Linked DNA regions of Homo sapiens: region 1 is linked to region 2. Evidence: read pairs that join two places in POLR2A ChIA-PET (ENCODE). Cell type or tissue: A673. All regions are shown on one strand.

Region 1 (2,500 bases), 140 kb before region 2:
AGGGCTCTTGACTTGGCTTCTCTGAGTGTATTTCTCCCTCTGTAAAGTGTTTGATACTATCTACCCCCTAGCATGGCTGGGAGGCTATAATGGGATAATAGACAGAGACAACCTGGCACAGAGAAGGGAGTCGATAAATGTTTGCTAATAATCTAAGTGAAGGTCTCTGAAACTAAAGATTTAGGAATTCAATAACACAGACAATGCCAGAAGGCTTTCTTTTACTGTTAAATTTATTAGGAAACAAGACAGGAAATTATCAGATTAAGAAATGTTTGTACACTAGCCTGGAAACCCCTTTTAAGAGACTTGGCAGTGGGAAACAGATTCAGGCTTGGTTTGTTGAAACCATTCCTCTGCGAGAGGCATGCCCTACTCCAATTCGGAAAAGCATCTGCATCTGCAGGTCCCGGCCCCAGTGATGAGCTCCTTTGGGAAGTGTCCCCGAAGCTCCCAGGCTGACTTGGGGTCACCCTGCTGTGCTGCACAGTGGGACCCCATTCCTGCTATGAGCTGCTGTTTCTCTTATAGTAAACTAGTGGGTAGGGGGTCTGTCTCCCCAGCCAGCCTGAAGCCTGTGAGGGCAGGAACAAATCCTGTTGTCTTTGTGGTACTCAGTGTTCATGGTTGAATTAATAAATGATTCACAAATATTTTTATGTTCTTTTCAGAAAGTCACCACCTTAATCTCCACATGTACTTCAAGCTTCGTTCTTGAACTCAATTCTGAAAATTCTCCATCTTTGTTTTCTACATCTTATTCTTTTGGTGGTTTGGCTTCAGACTGCCTAAGAACCTTCCCTTTCCATGTAATCCAAACAAGATTTTTAGTTACCTCCTTTGTCATCCCTCCTTCTCTCCCAGGGGTCAGCCTTTCTTGCATTATCATTGCAACTTTCCCACAGAGTCCTGGGTGACATCCGCCTCATAGGGGCTTAAGAGGAAAGAGACTCATTCTCCCTGTTTCCTCATCTCTGTATCAAGGAGCTCCTGGGACCTGGCAGGACTTGTGAACACCTGCTTCAGTCCCCCAACTCCTCCTAAAAGATCTAGGGCTCCATTTCAGAACTTCCAGGCATGGAATGGTTTTTTAGACCTCCAGCTGAGTCTTGGGTAGCTATGAAAATGTCACAGGTTAGTCAGGTTTTGGAGATCAATTAGCCCCCAGGAGCATGGACTGTGGCCTTTGAAAGTTCTCTGAAAAGCCTTTCCCTTGTCCCCTAAACAGTAGTGACACTCATGGGCATAACGCCATGTGGTGTGATAAAACTCAGCCATGGAGTGTAACTGACAGGGAAATTGTGTGCTGGAGTTGTTTGAGTAATGATCTTGGCTGGGCACGGTGGCTCACGCCTGTAATCCCAGCACTTTGGGAGGCCGAGTCAGGCAGATCACAAGGTCAGGAGATCAAGACCATCCTGGCTACTAAACTCTGTCTCTACTAAAAATACAAAAAATTGGCCGGGCATGGTGGCACATGCCTGTAGTCCCAGCTACTCAGGAGGCTGAGGCAGGAGAATTGCTTGAACCCCGGAGGTGGAGGTTGCAATGAGCCGAGATCATGCCACTGCACCACTCCAGCCTGGGTGACAGGGCGAGACTCTGTCTCCAAAAAAAAAAAAAAAAAAAAAAAAAAAAAAGAAATGATCTTTGAGATTTTAATTAACATCATGGCAATGGACCAGGGTAAAATAATGAGGGGGCAGCTTTTTGGACAATGTCTACCTTACTCTATATCAAGGTGACCATACATACTTGCAATCAAAATCCATCCATCCATCCGTCTGTCCATCCAAACTTCCGTCCATATGTCTGATCATCCTTCAATTAACTAAACAATTTTTTTCAGCATCTCCTATGTGCTACTCATTGTGCTAAGCAATGGGAGATACAGGAGAAAACAAAGGAGCTTCCTTCTTGGAGCTTAACTTCCATTCATCTATCTATTCATCTATACATCTACTCTTCCATCCATCCATCCATCCATCCATCCATCCATCCATCCATCCATCTTTCTACCCTTCCATCAATCTACTCAATATAATGTGCCAGATTAGGACTTCAATGAAAATTAAAACATAGATCTTCCCCTTGAGAAACTCTCAATGTAGTGGAATAGGTACAATGTTCATGAGTGTTACAGGTACTCTAAGAGAAGTCCATCCATGCTACACTGATGGCACAAACAGAAATTGGATATTCCACCTGGGTGGCATGTCAGGAAAGCCTTCATTGTTGAGCTGACCTAGGATGATTGAAAGACGAGCTGATGGTCATTAGGTGACCTGGCTAGGGGGTGGGGAAGAGGAGGGCATAGGGAAGTCCAAACTGGAGGGAACAGAAAAAGCCAAGTCACAGAGGCAAGAAAACTCATGGTGCATTGTGGGGATTGTAAGAAGTTGGCCGTGGCTGGCACACTGAGTTGAAGGGAATTCCCATGAGGTGGGCAGGGGCCAGATCATGGAGGGGAGCATCGAGGGGCTCAAGTGCTTTGCTGAGG
Region 2 (2,500 bases):
CTGGGCTGTGCATTCAGTTCCCCCACAAGTATTTACTGAGCATGAATGGAAGGCACCGGGCTAGGGAAAGCGCAGGATGCTGAGTTACGGGGCCATCCCTCTCTCCAGGGAAGAGAAAGTGCCGGGTCCCACAGCCCAGACACCTGGGCTCCAGGGTCCCCTCCATCACTTCCTGGCTGTGTGACATTGGGCACATTCCTCCAGCTGACTCAATTTTAGTTGCTTTATCTATAAGATAGAGGAGCTTGGAGATGGGGATGTGGGATGAATATGCTGGAAAGGCAAGCAGGGGTCAGGTTAAGGCCTCTGCATAATATCACAGCTGCCATTTATTAAGCATCTACTACTGTGTGTCTGGAACTGTTTTAGATGCTTTATGGATATCATCTCTAAACCTCACAATCACCCCCACTTCCTCAAAGGAAAGTGATGCTTTATATACATGCAGCGAACCCCAGGGGAGTGTTTGCTTTCTGGGCCCAGGCAGAGGCCCAGGAAGTGGGTTCAAGCTAATGGCTTCTCTGCTTATGGGCCCTGAATCTTCTCATATATTTTCCTACAGGCACCACCCAGCTGAAACATTTAGGAACAGCCTTTGAGGAAGTGTAGATGGGAATTGCTCCATCTACACACACAGATGCAACAGTAAATGGGAGAAAACCGGTGCTCAGCACACAGTAGGAGCACCGCCAGCCAATGCGGAGTTCATTCATTCTTCCAACACATATTTGTGTTTGCTAGGTGCCAATGTTGTTCTAGGCCAGTAGTTCTCAACCAGAGGTGATTTTGCCTCTCCCTCAGGGGACATTTAGCAATGTCTGGAGGCATTCTTTTTGAGGAGAGGGGGTGTTACTGGCAGCTACTGGGTAGAGGCCAGGGATGCTGCTTAACATCCTACCATGCACAGGACAGCCCCTCACAAGAAAGAATTGTCTAGGCCAAAATGCCAATGGTGTTGAGGTTGATAAACCCTGCTCCCGGCACTGGGGAGACAGCAATGTACCAAAGAGGCAATGTCCCTGCAGCTCACTTCCCAGGGCAGGAGACAAATGATGAACAAAGATAATAATAAGTCAATATCTCCAGGTCCACTGGTTAAAGTGCTACAAAAAATAAAGTAAGAAAAGGAGGAAAGAGAATGATGGGGTCATCAGGGACATACGGGACATTTGAGAAAAGCCCGGAGGGAAGCAAGGGGGTGAAGCAGTGGCTGCCAGGTGTGATAGAGGCTCTGGGGTGGGTGTATCTTCAGGTGTGGCAGGAAGTCCACGCAGCTGAGCTCAGTGAGCACAGAGGCGAATGGTTGTAGAGGAGGTCAGGGGTTTATTATGCTGATTTAGTCATGTGGACACCTTATGGCCCCCCTTGGTAATACACTTCTTGAGGACGCAGGCTCTATCCAACCTCTCAGTGCCACACACTTGCTGGAACCAAGCTGAGAAAGACGCCAAGTTGAATTGAATTTTGGCTCAGGGGAGGTGGTTTCCTGTATTATGAAATTTACATGAGATGAACTATCCCTGCTTTGTTCTGGTTTGGGGCAGGAAATGGGCTTAAATGTACTCTCAGCTTGTATTCTGTAATTGTTGCTTGGCTTTCATTCATGTGTCACTGGGGAAGGAGTTGCAAGACCTAACGCTGGTCCTGAGTACAATTTCAACACTGTCCTCTTAGCCTTAATGAGAAGATATATTCATTCATTGATCCAACAAATAGGTATTAAAGATGACAACAGGGCAGAATTGGGATGATGCAAAAGTAAATCAAACACAGATTCTTCTCTCAAGCAACTTACAGAAAATATATCTTCACTTTTTCAGATATAGGTCTTCACTTTTTTATGAAGTGAAGATACTTTGTCATATAAGGTACAAAGTACCAAATAGAATGAACACAGAACTATGAAGAAGACCAGATGAGTACCTACAGGACAGGAGAGCAAACAGTTTACATCTCACATGCCGATTCTCATCAGTAGCAGCTGCCTAGAACTGTGTTGAGAAGGATCCTGAAGTCCCATCTGAGTTCAGTGAGAAAAAGTGCTGTGCTTAATTAGTTATGTCTGCCATGATCACAGAACCCAAGTGGCAGAAGTACCAAGTATCTTTGCCATCCAAGCTGAAATGGAGATCAAATAAGTGGAAATGGATCTTGAAGAGTGAATTATGGCCTTCCTCTTCACATTTAACATAAAAATATAGCAAGTATACTGCACTATTAGGATGGAAATGGAGGAGGAGTAAAAAACTCAATTTCATAATCTATCTTGAGCGTACACTTATTTACCTCCTTAACTCCAGGAGTATTTAAGAAATGAGAGGGAAAAGCAACGAATCCTCTGCTAGTAAAGGAATAACTACAAAAGTCTAGGCCAGACTTTACTGCTTAAAATCAGAGGGCAACTGGCTCTGAAACGAGGCCAGCTCTGGGCATCTGGACTGAGTGCCCCTCCCCAACCCACCTCCATACTTCTCCCCTAAAGCTTCGTAGAAGCCTGGCA

What was found. ChIA-PET counts read pairs that join two places held together with the same protein. Peaks named below come from ENCODE experiments on the same cell type or tissue, not always from the same donor. Only the 100,000 strongest peaks of a DNase experiment are listed, where the experiment ranks them.
Region 1: POLR2A ChIA-PET joins it to region 2 with 12 read pairs; 2 of 35 experiments call an interaction of 5 or more read pairs at or near these places.

What each region holds. Positions count from the first base shown.
Region 1 is chr12:107,507,579-107,510,078 of GRCh38, reverse strand. The region is part of intron 1 of ABTB3 (ankyrin repeat and BTB domain containing 3); the gene reads right to left. Among named protein-coding and RNA genes, the nearest start is that of PWP1, 180 kb to the left of the region's middle. In A673, no CTCF peak of the experiment used is centred here; no DNase peak of the experiment used is centred here.
Region 2 is chr12:107,371,394-107,373,893 of GRCh38, reverse strand. All of the region lies in intron 1 of ABTB3 (ankyrin repeat and BTB domain containing 3), which reads right to left. Among named protein-coding and RNA genes, the nearest start is that of ABTB3, 54 kb to the right of the region's middle. In A673, a CTCF peak has its summit at 1,323; DNase peaks (open chromatin) are centred at 433 and 1,503; H3K27ac peaks cover 834 bases.